Regions from separate parts of the Mus musculus genome. Here region 2 is linked to region 1. Evidence: chromatin loops called from intact Hi-C (ENCODE). Cell type or tissue: gastrocnemius. All regions are shown on one strand. Links, peaks and the distances in the headings refer to the core of each region. The heading gives the core; the rest is flanking DNA.

Evidence for each region. Hi-C counts contacts between places; a loop is a spot of excess contacts. Peaks named below come from ENCODE experiments on the same cell type or tissue, not always from the same donor. Only the 100,000 strongest peaks of a DNase experiment are listed, where the experiment ranks them.
Region 2: it touches region 1 in a loop (2.2-fold over the local background); 2 of 42 quality-filtered maps call a loop at or near these places.

The regions. Positions count from the first base shown.
Region 1 is chr5:134,198,655-134,208,152 of GRCm38, reverse strand. It overlaps Gtf2ird2 (GTF2I repeat domain containing 2), which reads right to left. Exons shown (of 16, transcript NM_053266.1): 7 at 6,695-6,749; 8 at 5,871-5,914; 9 at 4,805-4,882; 10 at 1,326-1,382. Among named protein-coding and RNA genes, the nearest start is that of Gtf2ird2, 19 kb to the right of the region's middle. In gastrocnemius, for the core only: no CTCF peak of the experiment used is centred there; a DNase peak (open chromatin) is centred at 3,622.
Region 2 is chr5:134,328,935-134,338,432 of GRCm38, reverse strand. No RefSeq gene overlaps it. Among named protein-coding and RNA genes, the nearest start is that of Mir3965, 7.2 kb to the right of the region's middle. In gastrocnemius, for the core only: no CTCF peak of the experiment used is centred there; a DNase peak (open chromatin) is centred at 5,589.

The DNA.
Region 1 (9,498 bases), core at 412-8,411:
ATGGTGCTTCCTAACTTTGTAATCGACTGCTATGGGGTGGGGAGGGGCTGCTGGAGAGGTGACTCACTTGTTTTGGTTTTTCAAGACAGGGTTTCTCCGTGTAGCCTGGCTATCCTGGAATGCCTTCTATAGACCAGGTTGGTCTTGAACTCATGTCGATCTGCCTACCCATGCCTCCTGAGTGTTGGGATTAAAGGCACAGGCCACCAACTGCCTGGCTGAGAGGATTCAGTTGTTAAGAACTCTTGGGGGGGTGGGGGGTGGGGATGAGTGGACTGGAGAGATGGCTCAGCGGTTAAGAGCACTGGCTGCTCTTCCAGAGGTCCAGAGTTCAATTCCCACATAAAGGGATCTGATGCCTTCTGGCATGGAGGTGTATATGCAGATAGAGCACTCATATACATCAAATAAATAAATAAATAAATAAATAAATAAATAAATAAATAAATAAGCAAGCAAGCAAGCAAGCAAGCAAGCAAGCAGGCGCTTTTTTGTTTTTGGATAAGACCAGAGCTCATTTCCTAACACCCGTCCTGAGAGGCTCACAACTGGCAGTAATTCCAACTCCAGGGCATCTGATACTTTTCCTACCCTATGTCTGTACCCGAACTCAGGTGCACAGATATGCACACACACAATTAAAAAGTGAAATGAATTTTAAAAAATGAATTACTAGGATTAAAAAAGAGAGATGTAGGGTACGGTGGCCCCCGGTTCCAATCTCTGCTCTAAGGAAGCTGGGGCAGAGGGTTTCAACTTTGATGCCAGCCTGAACTATGTTCAAAGCCTGTCTTCTAAAAAGAGAGGGCTGGGTGTGATTGTGTAGCCTTTAATCCCAGCACTTGGGAGGAAGAGGCAGGCAGACCTGTGGAGTTTGATGGCAGCCTGGTCTAAAGAGTGAGTTCCAGGCTGGCAAGGGCTACAGAGTGAGATCCTGTCTTAAAAAAAACAAAACAAACCAATAAAACAACCAAACAAATAAACAACAACAAAAATAAATAAACAAAAGGGAAGAAAGGCCAGATGTATAGTGCCACACCCTCCTCCCTCATGTGGAGGCAGAGAGGAGGCTGCGAGTTTGAGGTCAGCAGCTACACGGTGAGCTCCAACCTGGGCTACCTACATCCTCTCTGCCAGCAAACAAAAAGACCTACCGTGGTAAGGCCACAGTGGGCAGCATCGGTGTGGGGTTCCCACTCACTGCACTTACAGATCGGAAACGCAAACCACACAGCCCCTAATGCTGCTTCCTAAGACAGACATGCCAGGAGGCCACCTTCTTTATTCCCCCGTGTTAAGGGGGAGGAGACACTTCGTTTTCTAACCTTCAGATGGTAGCTCCATTCCAGTGACGTCACTGCTGGCGGAAAAATGCTGGCTTCCTGAAAGGAGAATAAGCAGTCTACAGCCCAGCACCAAAACACAACATACAGAAGTCACTGGGGCTGGCGAGATGGCTCTGCAGGTAAAGGTGATTGCAGCCAAGCTTGAGGACCTGAGTTTGACTCCCAGGACCCATATTATGGAAGGAGGGAACTGAGTACTGCACATGTGTACCATGGCATTCCCCCCTTCCCCACCAATGCATAAATTAGAAACATGATAAAACATTTAGAATAAAGCAAAGAGGCCACGGAATGCAATGGAAGCATTTTAAGGACTGGGATGTGGCTCAGTAGGTAGAGCGCTTAGCTAGGGCGCAGAAGTTCCGGGATCCACATCCCCAGCACTCGGGAGGTGGAGGCAGGAGGAGCAAGAGTTCAAGACCATCTTCTAGGACACAGTTAAGTTTGGGGCCAGCCTGGGCTACATAGACCCTGTCTAAAATAAAATAAATAAAATAAAAGAGTTACAGAAGCCTGAGTGACCCCAAATCAGTCGCACCACTACAAAGTCCTTTTTGTTTCCTATCTCTAAAAAACTGTTTTAAGCAGGGCTGTGGTGGGGCACGCCTTTAATCCCAGTATTCAGGAGGCAGATGCAGGCAGATCTCGGTAAGGACAAGGTCAGCCTGGTCTACAGAGTGAGTTCTAGGGCAGCCAGGGCTACTCAGAGTAACCCTGTCTCAAAAAAAAAAAAAATTCATGTATCTATTATGTGCATGCACACGTGTGGCGGTGCATGCCATAATGCATATATGGAGGTCAGAGGTCGAGTTGTAGACGTTGGTTCTTTCCTAAGAATATGCGGGTGCTGGGGATGTCTAGGGACAGGTATTCTACCCACTGATCCTCCTGGAAGTGGTCTATTGTTGTTGTTGTTATGGAAAAAAACATATCTTGGAATTAATCTACAAATCGAAAGCATTTTAGGCAGGGGAGAGGAAAGAGCACAAGGCTTACTGGCAGGTCTCCTCCATGATGCCATGCTTCACTGTTCCGCAGTGCCAGGACAGCGGGTGATGTGCTCAGCCACCCACAACAGTGTTAGCTACCGGGAATCAGATCCGTTTCACAAGGAAGGCAGTGGATCCTGTTACAGTCATCCTATTGCTGTGGCCATAGCAATCAGCTAGATTTATTTATTTATTTATTTTAATGTATGTACTGGCTAGTTTTATATCAACCTGATGAAAGCAAGAGTCATCAAAGAGGAAACAGTCCTCAGTTTAAGAAATGCCTCCATGAGATCCAACTGTAAGGCATTTTTCTCAATTAGTGATCAATAAGCGAGGGCCCAGCCCATGGTGGGTAGTGCCATCTGTGGCCTGGTGGCCCTGCGTTCTATAAGAAAGCTGGCTGGGCAAAGCATGAGGAGCAAGCCAGGAAGCAGCACCCTCCATGGCCTCTGCATGAGCTCCTGCCTCTAGGCTCCTGCCCTACTTGAGTTCCTGTCCTGATTTCCTTCAGCGATGAACAGCAATGTAGAAATGAAAGCCAAATGAACCCTTTCCTCCCCAACTTGCTTTCTGGTCGTGGTGTTTTGACACAGCAATAGAAACCCTAAGACAATGTATATGGGAGTTTTGTCTGCAGGTGTAGCTACACACTAGAAGAGGGACTCAGATCCCACAGGGATGCAGTTATAGATGGTTGTGAGATGCTATGTCAGTGCTGGGAATCGAACCCAGGACCTTTGGAAGAGTAGACAGTGCTCTTAACCACTGACCCATCTTTCCAGCCCTGGAAGTCTTTTCGATGAGGTTTGGTGCATCTTTAATCAGCCGACTTTGGTCCTTTACAGACTGCTGACTTGCCTCAATAAGCTGCATTACCTGATAGATCCATGACTGTATGCAGGATGTCGCTTTGAGAAGCTTTTCTTAATTAAAAAAAAAAAATCATCATTTTTATTTCATGTGCAGTTGGTGTTTTACCTACGTGTATGTCTGTGTGAGGATGTTGGAGCCCCTGAAACTGGAGTTACAACTAATTGTAAGCCCTCATGTGTATGCTATGAATTGGACTCAGGTCTCAGGAAGAGCATCTAATCTGCTTAACCACTGAGCCATCTCTTCAGCTTGGGTTTCTTGAGAGCTTGTTTGGAGGTTCAGGCAGGGGAGCACAGCTACTCGTATACCCTTGACCAAAGACCGGTCCTCCTCTATTCGGGGGAGGTCGTCCGGGAGGGACGCACATGGAGTGGTGAGGGAGGAAGGGAACACCGCCTAGCCAGCCAGATCAGCCGAATCAACCCTGGTGGTCAATGGGTGACAGATGTCGCAGCCAGATGGCCCTCACGTCCCAGCTTGGGTTTCTTAATTTTTGAGATAGAGTCACATGTAGCCCAGGCTTGAACTTCCTAGATAGTTATGGTAGTTTGAATGAAAATGGCTCCCAGGTCTGGTAAGGTGGCTCAGTGGTTAAGAGCACTGAAAGCTTCCTCTTCCAGAGGTCCTGAGTTCAAATCCCAGCAACCACATGGTGGCTCACAACCATCTGTAATGGGATCCAATGCCCTCTTCTGGTGTGTGTCTGAAGACAGTGACAGTGTACTTACATATAATAAATAAATAAAAATTTTAAAATGGCTCCCAATCATGATTCATTGGGAGTCATTACTGGAGGTGTGGCCTTGTTGGAGAACGTGGGGGTGGAGTGGGGAGGGAATGGGCTTTGAGGTTTCAGAAGCTCAAAGGAGCCCCAGTGTTACCCTTGATTTGTGCTGCCTGTGAATCTGTGTGTGCCTCTCCAGTATCCTATTTACCTGTGTAACAAACACCATGCTTCCTGCCATGACAATAACGGGTGGTTAATAATAGGTCTCTCAAATGGAAGCCAGCCCCAGTGGAATGCTTTCCTTTATAAGACTTGCCATGGTCATAGTGTCTCTTCACAGCAATAGAACACTGACCAAGACAGAAGGCAGGGATGACCCTGAAGCTAAGCTCCTTCTGCCTTTACTTTCTAAGCACTGGGGTTACAGGTGTGCCCCACAAATGCCCCACTGTACTGAAGATGAGTTCCACTCATTGTGTAATCTAGGTCAGCGCACATGGATCTGTAGCTCTGGTTTTGTGTGGAGTGTGTGGTATATTCATACATGTGTGTGTGGGTGCAGTGTCTGTGTGCACGTGCGCAGGCTGGAGGAGGATGTCCGGTGTCGTGTTCCATCACTTGACACTGGATCCAGATGCTGGAGACAGGAGCTAGGTCAGCAAGCCCCAGACATCCTCCTGTCTCTGGTTCTGCCAGTACCGAACCTGTGGCCATGCCAAGCGTTTTCTGTGGGTGCTGGGACCTGAACGCAGGTCCTCATGCTTGCTCTTCCTCACTGAGCTGCCCTCCTGTCCCCTCGCTCCTCCCGCTCATCTTTCGGATGAGTGACTACCATACTGCCTGTGAAGGACCTGGCACCGCATTACCTTGCACGTTACACACGTTGTAATTAGGATCTTCCGACTCCGTCTTGATTAGCATGGCTGCTGCCCTTGGTGAAGTGCCTATGAGGGCAACAGAGACCACAGTTAGGGGTCCGGTCAGCACAGCCAGCTGACTGAACATCTCCCTGGTGGGAATGGTGGCATAAGCCAGTCACCGCAGCACGCAGGAGGCAGAGGCTGACACAGAAGAACCAACTCTTCCAGATCCTCTTTGGAAGCAGGATGTGATGGCGCACGCCTCTACTCCCAGCCTGTCAGAGACTGAGGCAAGTGGATCTCTGTGAGTTCAAGGCCAGCCTCATCTGTCTGGCACGTTCCAGGCTAGCAAGGGCCTGCTCTTTAGGACTGAGTCTTAAGAGTAAAGTCCTCTTTGGCTCACTAACAGTCAACTGGAGGCCAGGCTGCAGGGGCATGCCTCAGTGACCTGAAGATTTCCCTCCACCTCTCAAAGGTCCCACTGCCTCCCAGTGCATCCCCGGGAAACACTGTTAGCAATGGCCCTGTGGGGAGCGACAGCTCTGGAGAGGCGAAGTGGAGAGGAAGAACTGAGGCAGGCATCATGGTGGAGCAGAACTGAGCTGTGGAGTGTGCGTCTCAGTCCCAACATGGTGGCTTTCCACCCTCTATGCTTTCCTGGTTAATGCCGGGGATGAGTGCTTCTCCAGTCTCTGCTGTCTTTGGCTTGTGTCTTAGATGGTCAGAGGATTTAAGACCCAAGCACCCCAGAGCTTTATGGGGGCTGGTGACACGGGTCAGGTGGCTAAGAGGATTATTATGCTGCCATGAGGGCTAAGTTTGTGACCCAGCACCCACAAAGTGGGCCAGATGTCCCCACATACTTGTGATCCCAGCTCCCAGTGGAACAGAGTCCTTACCTGCTGAGCTATCTCAATGGTGGGACCAAGCATTTCAGATGAGCAGTACTTACCTAGAATTCTACAAATATGATCCTACTTATGGTTAAATACTTAGTGGTCATTTTTATAAGCGCATCCATCAGAGGATAGCCTGCTAAACATTTGATTGTCAAAGCATCAAGTGTACCTACCAGAATCTTCCATGGGTTCAGTTTTCACACTGACAGGGCCATAGCTGCAAGGAGAAGGAAATCCAGGTCAAGGATTAGGATGGAGCCGGGCATGATGGCACACAGCTATTATCCCAGCATTGGGGAGGTGGAGACAGGTGGATCTCTGAGTTCGAGGCCAGCCTGGTCTACAGACTGAGTTCCAGGACAGTCAGGGCTACACAGAGAAACCCTGTGTCAAAAAAACAAAAACTATTAAAATAAATAAATAGGGTCAAGAAGTTTTTTTTGTTTTTGTTTTTTCAAGACAGGGTTTCTCTGTATAGCCCTGGCTGTCCTGGAACTCACTTTGTAGACCAGGCTGGCCTCGAACTCAGAAATCTGCCTGCCTCTGCCTCCCGAGTGCTGGGATTAAAGGCATGCACCACCACGCCCGGCTGGGTCAGGAAGTTTTTTAATGCGTTGAGTGTTTTGCTGCAAGGGATGCAGACCGTATGTGCCTGGCGCCTGTGGAGGTTAGAGAGAGTGTTGCAGGTAGTTGTATACTGTGTGACATGGTGCTGAGAACCATACTGGAATCTCCGGGAAGAGCAGTGATGGATCTTAAGTGCTGAGCCGCTTCTCTAGCCCGTATTAGCCATCCCCCTTCCCTCTTTCTTCTCGACACTACGTCTCATGTGGGCTGTCCTCAGGCTCACAGTGTAGCCAAGGATGACCTTGAACTCCCGATCCTCTTGCCTCCCCTCCCAATCCTGAGATCACAAGATCATCACTCACGATTCCTGGTCTGTTATTATTCATATATGCCTTTCTTAATTACTCATTTATTTATTCCTTTTTTTAACCTGTCATTTGGTGGTACTGTCGGCCTCCCAGCATCTGTCACCATCCCAAGGCCACCTGTGCAAGAACAAAAAGGTGCACATTAGTCTCTCTCAGCACCAAGGAACAGGACTCACATTCAAGGACACATCATTTGAAAGCAGAGGAAGGAGAATTCTCAAGTCAAAGCCATGGCAGAAGTGCTAGCAGGGAACGAGGCCAGTCAAAACCAGCTCAGCTCTCCTTATTATTGGCAGGCTACCCCGAAAATGGGCAGACAGTGCCAGGAGTGTAAGTGAGGACCCCAGCCTGGCCAATCACCAGCTGGGTCACCTGAGTGAGTCACTAAAGTGGCCTGTGTGGTGTCTTCATGGAAACAGGAGGACTGGTGAGTGGCTGGGCCTCCGCATCCAATGGTTCCCAGCCCAGGTCCCCAGCCCAGGCTGAGGCGAGTCTCTAACAAGCAAACAAACAAACACCCAATGTCCTGGACATACAGAGGCTTTCATTATTCTGTAAAAAATATGGCATTACCTTTTGGGTTTTGTTTTGTTGGTGGTTTTGTTTTTAAAGATAGGTAGCTAAGGCTGGCCTGAAATACCCTGTGTAGCTGGAGATGACCGGCAACTCCTGATCCTCCTGCCTCCACCTCCAACACCCAGGAATTTCTTTTCTCCTCCTCCTCTTCGTTCTTCTTATTTTCAAGACAGGGTTTCTCTATGTAGCCCTGGCTGTCCTGGAACTCACTCTGTAGACCAGGCTGGTCTCAAACTCAAGAGATCCGCCTGCCTCTGCCTCCCAAGGCCTGGGGTTAAGGGTGTGTGCCACCATCACTGGGCTCCTTCTTGTTTAAAAAACGTTTTTTTATTTAGATTGTGACTTTTTCTTTTTCTAAATGATTATTTTTAAGTTGTATTTTTGGTGCTGAGGGTTGAACCGGGGGGGCAGGGCCTTACATAAACTTGGCAAGTACTCAGCCATCAAGCTCGGTCCCCCTCAGCCCTTATGTTTGTTTGCAATGTCATCTCATCATGTAGCTTAGGCTGGCCTGGAACTCATTCTATGGCCCATGGAGGCCTCAAACCTGTTATTCTCCTGACTCAGCCTCCCCAGCACTGGGATGACAGCATTTGGCAACCATGCTGGCCAGTCTAACATTTACCAGTCTTTCCTGTTATTGGATATTCAAAGTGGGCTAGATTGCATTAAGACCTCACTCGGAACTCCTCTGTATTTTCCATTGCATGGAAGGGATTTGACATCCAGGGACTTGGGAGTTCCAGACTGGACATCCCACACAGGCTGAGGAATACCAGAACACTGTCACCACGGAAGCACTAAATGGCTGCTGCTCTGTGTGACTGTTACTTGGTAAGAAAATGTCTGGGATGACAGTCATCTGCTCACCTGTCATTGGACCATCAAAGTATAGATTTTTCTTTGGATTTTTAAAAAGGCATATTTATTTTAACTTTTTATGTATATGTGTCAGTGCTTAAATGTATGCCTGGTGCCCTTGAAAGCCAGAAGCAAGCATGGATCCCTTGGAACTGGAGCAACAGGCAGTTGTGAACTGCTGTGTGGGTGCTGAGAACTGAGCCCTGGTCTTCTGCAAGAGTTAGTAACTGCTGGAGCAGCTCCCCAGTCCTTCTGTTGGATTTTATTCATTCATTCATTCATTCATTTATTCATTTATTGAGAGAAGGTTTTGCTAGATAGCCCAGGCTGGTCTTGAACTTCATTCATTCATTCATTCATTCATTGAGAGAAGGTTTTGCTAGATAGCCCAGGCTGGTCTTGAACTTCATTCATTCATTCATTCACTCATTTATTGAGAGAAGGTTTTGCTAGGTAGCCCAGGCTGGTCTTGAACTTCATTCATTCATTCATTCATTCATTCATTCATTTATTGAGAGAAGGTTTTGCTAGGTAGCCCAGGCTGGTCTTGAACTTCTAACCATCCTGCCTCAGCCTCTCCCAGGCTGGTCTTGAACTTTCAACCTTCCTGCCTCAAGAGCTGGGATGACAGCGTGCACCACCACACTGAACTTCAAATCTGTTCTCTAACAGAAGCCAGACGACAAGGTCCCCACAAAGACTCCCACAAACAGGCCTGGAAGGGGATCATACCGGCTTAGGTACATAGCAATGGGGGGCACACAGGTCCTACCTCTGTAACTCCATCCTCTGCCTGTACTGCCTACCATGGCACCCCCTTTATTCTTTTGTTGTGGCATTGTTGTTGCTCATTTTTTGATTATTTATTAAAAAAAAACAAACAAACATGGTTTGTCTATGTATCCTTAGCTGTCCTCGAACTCATTTTGTAGACCAGGCTGGCCTTGAACTTAGAGACCCACCTGCCTCTGTTTCCTAAGTGCTGAGATTAAAGACATGAGCTAGCACCTTTAGACATCATGTTTTCTAAACTGCTAGGGCACAGAGCTCCATCTACATCTCAAAAGTAATAATTTAAGAAAATAAGAGGTGGGCTGGCAAGATGGTTCAGCGGGTAAGAGCACTGACTATTTTTCTGAAGGTCCTGAGTTCAAATCCCAGCTCACAACCACCAGTAATGAGATCTGACGCCCTCTTCTGGTGTGTCTGAAGACAGCTACAGTGTACTCATGTATAATAATAAGTAAATCTTTGGGCTAGAGTGAGCAGGGACTGAGCGAGCAGGGTTGACCGGAGCAACCAGAGGTTCTAAAAACTCAATTCCCAACAACCATATGAAGGCTCAAAACATCTGTACAGCTACAATGTACTAAGATACATAAAATAAATAAATAAATCTTAAAAAAAAATAAAGAAAATAAGAGGCAGA
Region 2 (9,498 bases), core at 854-8,853, 130 kb before region 1:
TTGAGATTAAAGGCGTATAACACCTCCTCCCAACTTTACACCTTTTAAAATTAATGTTTATTTAGTGCATGCGCGTGCTCGCGCATGTGTGTGTGCATGTAAGAGGGAGAGTGAGAACATACAAGTGTGCCATGGTACATACATGAAGGTCAGAAGACAATCTTCAGGAGCTGTTTGTCTCCTTCCACAGTGGGTTCTGGCGCTATGAACCCACATCATGAGACTTAAATGGCAAATCCCTTTAACTATTAGGTCATTTTGCAGGTCCTTTTTCAAATTAAATTGTGTGTGTGTGTGTGTGTGTGTGTGTGTGTGTGTGTGTGTAGGGCCTGGTATCACATGCCTTTCCAGCACTTGGGAGGCAGAGGCAGGAGAATCTCTATGAATTCTAGGGCTAAATAGTGAGACCTTGTAACAAGCAAACAAACAAACAACACTTTTTTTTTTTTTTTGGAAGATACTGGAAGTTGAACTCAAGTTCTTGATAACAGCCCTGGTTCTGTGAACTACATCCATCCTTAGCCTAAACATGATCATTTTTTACCATATATTCTTCCTTTTATGAAGACCTCAAGTGTGATCTACCACTGCTACACTGACAGCCCATCTCAACCACTTTAAAAACATCTTTACAGCCGGGCAATGGTGGCACACTCCTTTAATCCCAGCACTCGGGAGGCAGAGGCAGGCGGATTTCTGAGTTCGAGGCCAGCCTGGTCTACAGAGTGAGTTCCAGGACAGCCAGGGTTACACAGAGAAACCCTGTCTCGAAAACAAACAAACAAACAAAAAATCTTTACATAGCCAGGGCTCCACAGAGAAGCCCTGTCTCAAAACAAACAAACAAAAACAAACAAAAAAAACCAGTCAATCAACCAACCAGAAACTCCCACATCTTTAGTTTGTATAGTGTGTGTGTGTGTGGGGGGGGTGTATGCATGTTCGGATGTGTGAGTGAGGGTCTCTGCTCCCTCTCCACTCCACTGTAGGAACAACACACACACACACACACACAGAGCTTTCACATGGGTGCCAGGACTTGAACTCTGGTCCTCTCATGTAGCCTTCCCCAGCCTTGAGTAGGCTAGCCCAGACCTTGCTGCCACTGTGAATGAGACCACCTGGGGTGGAGCCTTCTGACCTAGATGGCTTTATTGTTCTGTCACCTGCTGCTGCTCTTCTCCAAGAAGCTGCTACCTGCTGAGAGACTGAACCTGTCTTCCTGAGAAATTCCTGAGATAGCGGACAACCTGTGGACTTGGCGACCTAATGCTAACAGCTCTGACAGACTAGTGCTAACAACTTAGCAACAAAGCATCAAGAAGCCTGGGGTGGCAGGGGATGGGCCTCCCCCCTTTATAAGAGCAGACTCTTAGTAAACTTTGGGCCATGATTGGAAATCTGTCTTGGTCTCATTACTTCTCGCCATTCTCTCCTATACAGCTCCGGCCTCCCATTCATGAACCCAGTTAGTGTGGCCGCAGGCAGCTACACTCATATTTATGCGGAACCTGCTTTCCTGACTGTGCCACCTCCCAGCCCCCATCTTACCCACTTCCAAGCATGGCTCTTTACCTTTAAGTGTGTGGGCTGGAGCTGTAACTCAGTGGGAGCCCTGGGTTCCACCCAGGTACCAAAGAAAGAAAGAAAAGTGGGGTGTTTAAAACATTCACAATTAATCCCAGCACTTGGGAGGCAGAGGCAGGTGGATTTCTGAGTTCGAGGCCAGCCTGGTCTACAAAGTGAGTTCCAGGACAGCCAAGGCTATACAGAGAAACCCTTTCTCGAAAAAACAAACAACAAAAACAAAAAACATTCACAACATTGTGCGAGAGATTCCCCACAAAACTTTTCATTTTGCAAAACCAAAACTGAGTCTCCACTGAGCCAGCCCTCCTTCCCTCAGCCCGCATCAATGCCACTCTCTCTCCTGTGTGAATGCAGCTCTGCACCCGCCCCCCACAAGTACAATTCCATTGCATTTGTTTTTCTATACACACACACAAAAATTGTAAACCATAATTATGCTGAATCAAATTCATAACCAAAATTAGGTGTGGTGACACCTGATTGCCAACCTAGCAGGAAAGGTCTTTTCTCTTTCTTTCTTTCTTTCTTTCTTTCTTTCTTTCTTTCTTTCTTTCTTTCTTTCTTTCTTTCTTTTTTTTTAAAGATTTATTTATTTATTATATGTAAATACACTGTCGCTGTCTTCAGACACTCCAGAAGAGGGAGTCAGATCTTGTTACGGATGGTTGTGAGCCACCATGTGGTTGCTGGGATTTGAACTCTGGACCTTCGGAAGAACAGTCGGGTGCTCTTACCCACTGAGCCATCTCACCAGCACCCCCCCCCTTTTTTTTTTTTCCTGAGACAGGGTTCTCTGTGTAACCCTGGCTGTTTTGGAACTCTGTAAACCAGGCTGGCCTTGAACTCACAAAGATCTGTCTGTCTCTGCCTGCCTGGTGCTGGGATTAAAGGCATACGCCACCACTCCTAACCCCAGTACTCGGGATTCTGAGAATTTTGAGTTCTGGGCCGATCCTGGCCACATAGTGAGAACTTGTCAATAAATATATAAATCTAAAGAATAAAATTTACAATAAAAAGCCACAAATCTAAAAACTTTGATCTTAAAAATAGATACTTAAATGTGATCACTTGAACACTCAGTGCATATGTGTACATGCGCACACAGAAACACATGTGTATCATACATATGACTACACTCTAAAACTTACTCACAAATATCCACATAAACCTGCATACATGCATCTATGCACACAATATGTACACTCTACCCTACTCTATGGAAGCAGCCCATTAAGACCCTGGCTCTCACCTGCCTCTGGGGGACTCGGGTGTACTCCGTGTAACTGCCTGTATCTTTCTCTGTATGTGTGTGTGTGTGTGTGCATGTGTGTGTGCACTCACATATCCAACCACATACTTACACACTCTTGAACATATATGGATATATAATCATATGTGCCATATGTGGAAACACACAGTCCCTTATGCACATATACACAAACTCGTTGTATGTTTCAATGTAGAAGGTCTTCCATAGGCTCACCCAAATACACATTTCCTTGTGTACGCACACAGACATGCAGACTCAAACAGGACATTTCAACTCAGAAGGTTCTACAGGCTCATGGCTTTTCTGCTTTGTTTTGTTTTCCCCAGTTGACTGTGTTTTTCTTTTCTTTTCTCTTCTCTTCTCTTCTCTTCTCTTCTCTTCTCTTCTCTTCTCTTCTCTTCTCTTCTCTTCTCTTCTCTTCTCTTCTCTTCTCTTCTCCTCCCCTCTCCTCTCCTCTCCTCTCCTCTCCTCTCCTCTCCCCTCCCCTCCCCTCCCCTCCCCTCTCCTCTCCTCTCCTCTCCTCTCTTCTCTTTTCTTAGTGTGTGTGTGTGTGTGTGTGTGTGTGTGTGTGTGTGTGTGTGAGAGAGAGAGAGAGAGAGACAGGGCTTCTCTGTATAGCCCTGGCTGTCCTGGAACTCACTCTGTAGACCAGGCTGACCTCGAACTTAGAAATCCACCTGCCTCTGCCTCCCAAGTGCTGGGATTAAAGGCATGCGCCACCACTGCCCGGCTCAGAGGACATCTTTAGGGAGCAGATTCTTCTTGCCTTCCACCCTGGTGAGGGAGATTTGTCTCTGCCCCTCTGTGTATTCCAGGCCACCAAATCTGAGGCCTTCCAGGAGTGTCTCCTCTCCTACCTGAAGGTAGTAGTGTTCTGATGTCAGTTGCTTGTCGTCGACACACTCACTTTTAATGGCCTTGGGGACTAAAGTCAGCTCATCAGGCTTGTGTGCCAAGCCCTATTACCCACTAAACCATCTCGTCGGCTCTTATTTTATGTTTGCCGGCTCTTATTTTGTGTTTCTGAGATAGTGTCTCACTTAGCCCAGGCTGACTTTGAACTCACAATGTAGCCCAAAGCTAGTCTTAAACTTCTGATCTTCCTGCCTCATCCTCCCAAAATCTGGGATTACAGGCATGTACCATGAAGCCTGGCTCATTTACAACTGATGTTAGGACCAATTCTAACTAATCAGTCACCAAAGAACCGTTTTGCCAAGCTGCTGCTGGAGGTATGTCATTAGATAAACAGAATAGAAAGACGACCTGTGTGGAGGTTAGCAGAGGTGGCTAGGCGATATTTCTCTTCTGAGACTTAAATTCTCTTTTTTAGAAACTGTACATGGGGGAGCTGGAGAGATGGCTCAGCGAGTAAGAGCACCGACAGCTCTTCTGGAGGTCCTGAGTTCAATTCCCAACAACCACATGGTGGCTCACAACCATCTGTAATGGGATCAGATACACTCTTCTGGTGTGTCTGAAGACAGCCACAGTGTGCTCATATACATAAATAAATAAATAAATAAATCTTTAAAAAGAAAAGAAACTGTACATGACAGCACAAGCCTGAAACCCTAAGTTGGAGATAGAGGCAGGAGGACCAGGAAGGAGTTAAAGTCACCTTCAGTGGAATGATATATTTGAGGCTATCCTCCATGACAGTGTGTGTCTGAAAAACAAAATAGGGGGCTAGAGAGATGTCTCAGTGGTTAAGAGGTACTTACTGCTCTTAAAGAGGACCTAAGCTTAGGTTTCTAGCACCTACATGACCCTTCACAGCCATCTATGGCTCTAGTTCCAGGAAATCTGATGTCCTTTCTGGCTCCTGAGGGCACCAGGTGTGCATGGTAGCACACCGACTTTTACACAGACAAACATTCTTATATGTTTTGAAAAAAAAAAAAAACAAATAAGGCGGGAAGGGAGCCTAGCTGCCAGGCCTGACTGGAGTACATCCATGGGACCTCAGAGGTGGGGAGAACCAACTCCTGAAAGTTGTCCTCTGGTCTACGCACACACACACACACACACACACACACACACACACACACACTCATACACTTAAAGAGAGACAGATACACCACACACACACTCACACTCATATGCTTAAAGAGAGACAGATACACACATACTTAAACACACTCATGCACTTAGAGACAGATACACAATCACACACTACACAGACACACAAAGACACACTTGCATTCACACACACACACAGAGGCACACCCACACACCCATACACTTAAAGAGAGACAGATACACAGAGTCACACATACACAGACACGGTCACATACACAAGGCACACACACACCGTGTAATTTTAAAAATCAAAATAAACAAATTAAATGAAAGTCTCTGTTGGAACCAGAGGGTACCCACAGAGTGGTTTCTCACAACACAAGGTCAAGCTGAAACCGGACACGAAACCAGCCGTAAAAGAACACAGTGGGAGCTGGGGTGGGGCCTCACAGTGTGTGCCCAGCACGCACAAGCCTGAGGTTCATCCCCAGAGCTGCACAACACAACAAAACAAAACAAAAAACCAGTACTTTAGAGATCAAAACCCTGGGTGCAGGTGTGGGAGGAGGAGGCCCCCGGGGCTCAGGGCTGAGGCCTGGGAAAATCCCAAAGCCGATTCTTGTTCTGCCGGTTTACCTCAGAGGCCTTTTTACCTCAGAGGGGTTTGTCTCAGCCCGCCCGCCTCTCTAATGCCTCCCCTCGCCTCCCCTGCCAAATTGGCAATAGGTCAAGAAAGGTTAGAGCTGGATGGAACAAGAGAGCAGGTGCCCTTGGCAACAGCAACAGAAGCCAGCTGAAAAATGGCCTATATGTACTCCATTTTGGAGACCACTATGGCTTTCTTTCTTCTTCTTTTCTGTTTTTGGGTTTTTTGTTTTTTTGTTTTTTTGTTTTTTGTTTTTTGTTTTTGTTTTTGTTTTTTGGTTTTTGTTCTTTGGTTTTTTTTTTTTGTTTGTTTGTTTATTTTGGTTGGTTGGTTGGTTGGCTTGGTTTGGTGTCTAGTTTTTAGAGACAGGGTTTCTTTGTGTAGCCTTGGCTGAGCTGAAACTAGCTTTGTAGAGCACACTGGCCTGGAACTCAAAGAGATCTTCCTGCTTCAACCTCCTGAGTGCTGGGATTAAAGGCATGAGCCACCATTGCCCAGAAAAGGTTGTCTCACACACACCCCACCCACCTCCCCCATGTTCTTTTGTATAACTGTGAAACTCACTCTGTAGACCAGTGTGGCCTCAAACTCTACCTACCTCTGCCTCCTGGTGCTGGGATTGAAGTCCTCCATGCCAGGCCCCCTTCTTCTCCTCCTCTTCCTCCTCCTCCTTCTTTTAGATAAGATAGGGTTGGATGCTATTTCAGTACTTCCAGGAACGGTGCACCCCTTTTGGGGTTTCTAATGCTGGTTTTAAAAATAAAAATTAGTTTTTTTTTAAAAAAAGAAAAGGTCAGGGGCTGGTGAGAAGGCTCAGGGGGTAAGAGCACTGACTGCTCTCCCAAAGGTCCTGAGTTCAAATCCCAGCAACCACATGGTGACTCACAACCATCCGTAACAAGATCTGACGCCCTCTTCTGGAGTGTCTGAAGACAGCTACAGTGTACTTACATATAATAAATAAATAAATCTTTAAAAAAAAAAAAGATAAGATAGGGTCTCATGCAGTCCAAGGTGATTTTCTATGTAGCCAAAGAAGACCTTGAATTTCTGAGCCTCCCACTTCCACTTCCTGAATCCCGCCATTACAGGCTTGTGTCACTACATCTGGTGACAGTGACAGAATGGGTCAGTAAGTTAAGATGCTTGCTGCCAACCCTGTAGGATCTGAGCTTAGTTCCCAGGAACCCTATGGTGGAAGAGGAGAACCATCTCTTTCAAGGTGTTCTCTGACCTCCACACAGACAAGCTGTGGCATGTGTTTGCCCACACAAACTAAATAAGTAACTGTAATAATAACAACAGTAGTCTTAGTAACAACAACAACAACAACAATAACAACAATAATAATAGCCACAGTGGGAATCTTACTCCTCTTCAAAACGAAAGTCACAGAGATGAGTGAGTGACTGAAGGATCTTACTGCCCGCTTTATTTTATTCTCTCTGAATCAGGGTGTTCATTTGTTTGTTTGTTTTTCAGGACAGGGTTTCTCTGTGTAGCCTTGGCTATCCTGGAACTCACTCTGTAGACCAGGCTGGCCTTGAGTTCACAGAGATCCACCTGCCTCTGTCTCTCAAGTGCTGGGATTAAAGTCTCTGCTACCATCACTGCCCGGTCCTCAAGGTTTTCCTATGTAGCTCAGGCTGGTCTCCAGTTTGCATCAATCCTTCCTGATGGTGGTGCCCCTCCATGCCTGACTACTCTCGACTCTTAGAGCATCTCTGTCCAGAACCTCAAAAGGCAACTGATGTTCCTATTACCCTGAACCCCCAGCTGTCTTTGGTCCAGGGAACAGCAAACCTCTCTGAGAGATCACTCCATGATGAGATCATACCCAAGGAGAAGTACTCACCTCATGGGAACAGACTTGACCCCTCAAGCAATAAAGACATCTTCAGAAGCCGCGCAGAACGACAGCTGATACAATAATAACTACTTAATTACATGTAGCTCTCACACCAGCTCAATTCTTTCTGTTTAATCTAAAGCTCATGTTGGTACCCCAAAAGTGGATTGGGGGGCACTGGTTCTTTTGTCTATACTTTCCAATACGGGATCTCTTTTCTCTGCTTTTCACAATCTTTCCATTTCTTCCTCCTCCTCTCTCCCTCTCGCTATTTTTTGTTTATTTATTTTGTGTATATGTATGTGCACGCACATACCATAGCGCTTCTGCAGGGCTGAGAGGGACAGCTGGAAGGGTGTGCGTCTCTCCTTCTATTTGTGGGTCCCAGGGATTGAACTTAAGCTGTCCGTCTTGGCTGCAAGCACCTTTACTCACTGACCCATCTCCATAGCTCTTATTTTTACTTCTCAGACACGATTTCCTGTAGCCCAGGCTAGCCTTGGACTTGTGGCTCAGGATGACTTTGAATGTTTAAATCATCCTGCACCGAGCTACCTCTATCACGGTGCTGAGAATGGAACCCAAGATATTGTGATATTGTGATATTATGAGCTAGGCTAGGCAATCCTCTATGACTTCAGTCATAAAGAGCCAGCTACACTCTTCTGCGCTGTGTACTTAGCTCCCAGGTAGAAACCATGGCTGGCTGCCCTGCTGGTGTGAGGCCAGCATGGGGAGTGTAAAGTCAGCAACCAGGGCTTCCTGGGTTGCTAAGTGACATATGCAAATGAAGCCTTATCTGAGACTTCTTTAGGGACTGTCCCTGATTTTTATAGCATTCTTTTTGTTTGTTTTTATTTTTCAAGACTGGGTTTCTCTGTGTAGCTGTGGCCATCCTGAAACTCACTCTGTAGGCCATGCTGACCTCGAATTCAGAGATCTGCCTGCCTCTGCCTCCTGAGTGATCAAAGGTGTGAGCCACCACCACCAGCCTTCTTGAGGTGGGAGAACAGGCTAGCTAATCTTCTCCACCTCTCCTTTCCTTCCTTGCTATGCAATTGATCTGGATATTTTGATCCGATAAGCCAGGGCTAGAGATGTGGCTCAGTCGGTGGAGTGCTTAGGCCTGGGTATGAGTACCAGCACTGGATAAACCTGGTGTGGCGGAGCAAGCCTAACACTAACCCTAACACTAGGAGGTACAGAGGCAAGAGGGTCAGAAATTCAAAGTCAGCCAGAGTTACATAGCAAGTTTGAGGATAGGCTGGGCTACATGAGACCCTGTCATGACTATTGCCAATAATCAACTAGAGTTACCTGGAAAATATTTAAAATCATCTGGCAGTCGAGTCTCTGGGCATGCCTGTAGGGGATTATCTTGGCTATATCAAAGGGTCTTAGGACTTTCACAATGGAACTCACAGAGATCCACCTTCCTGTGCCTCTGGCCTTGTGCGATTCATTCATACACCAGCCACCACAAAGGAGGAGCCACTTTTAACAGTGGGCAGGCCTGTTCCCTGGGGAGCAGACCCTGGGCTGTATAAATGGAGCAAGGCTGCTGAGCAGCAACTTCAATTCCTCTGCTATTATACTATTCTAGGCACAGGCAAAGAATAGGGTCAGTTCTAGGTCAAAGACAAAGGAGAAGGCAAGGCTACTCGGAGGAAGTAGGTCACTGAACCCGTTTGTCCTTAGGGACTGTTTATTTATTTATTTATTTTTGTAAGGTTTGTTTGTTTGTTTGTTTGGTTTGGTTTGGTTTGGTTTGGTTTGGTTTTTTGAGACAGGGTTTCTCTGTGTAGCCCTGGCTGTCCTGGAACTCACTCTGTAGACCAGGCTGGCCTCAAACTCAGAAATCCGCCTGCCTCTGCCTCCCGAGTGCTGGGATTAAAGGCATGGGCCACCACGCCCGGCTTGTAAGGTTTTTTTTAAGTTTAGTTTTATTTCATGTTCATTGTTTTTTCTCTTGGACTCATGGACATCTGTGTGAAGGTGTCAGACACCCTATAACTGGAGCCCCAGACAGTTGTGAGGTGCCATGGGCGTGTTTGGAATTGAACTCAGGTCCTCTGGAAGTGCTCTTAACCACTGGGGATTGTATTTCTCACAGGTCTC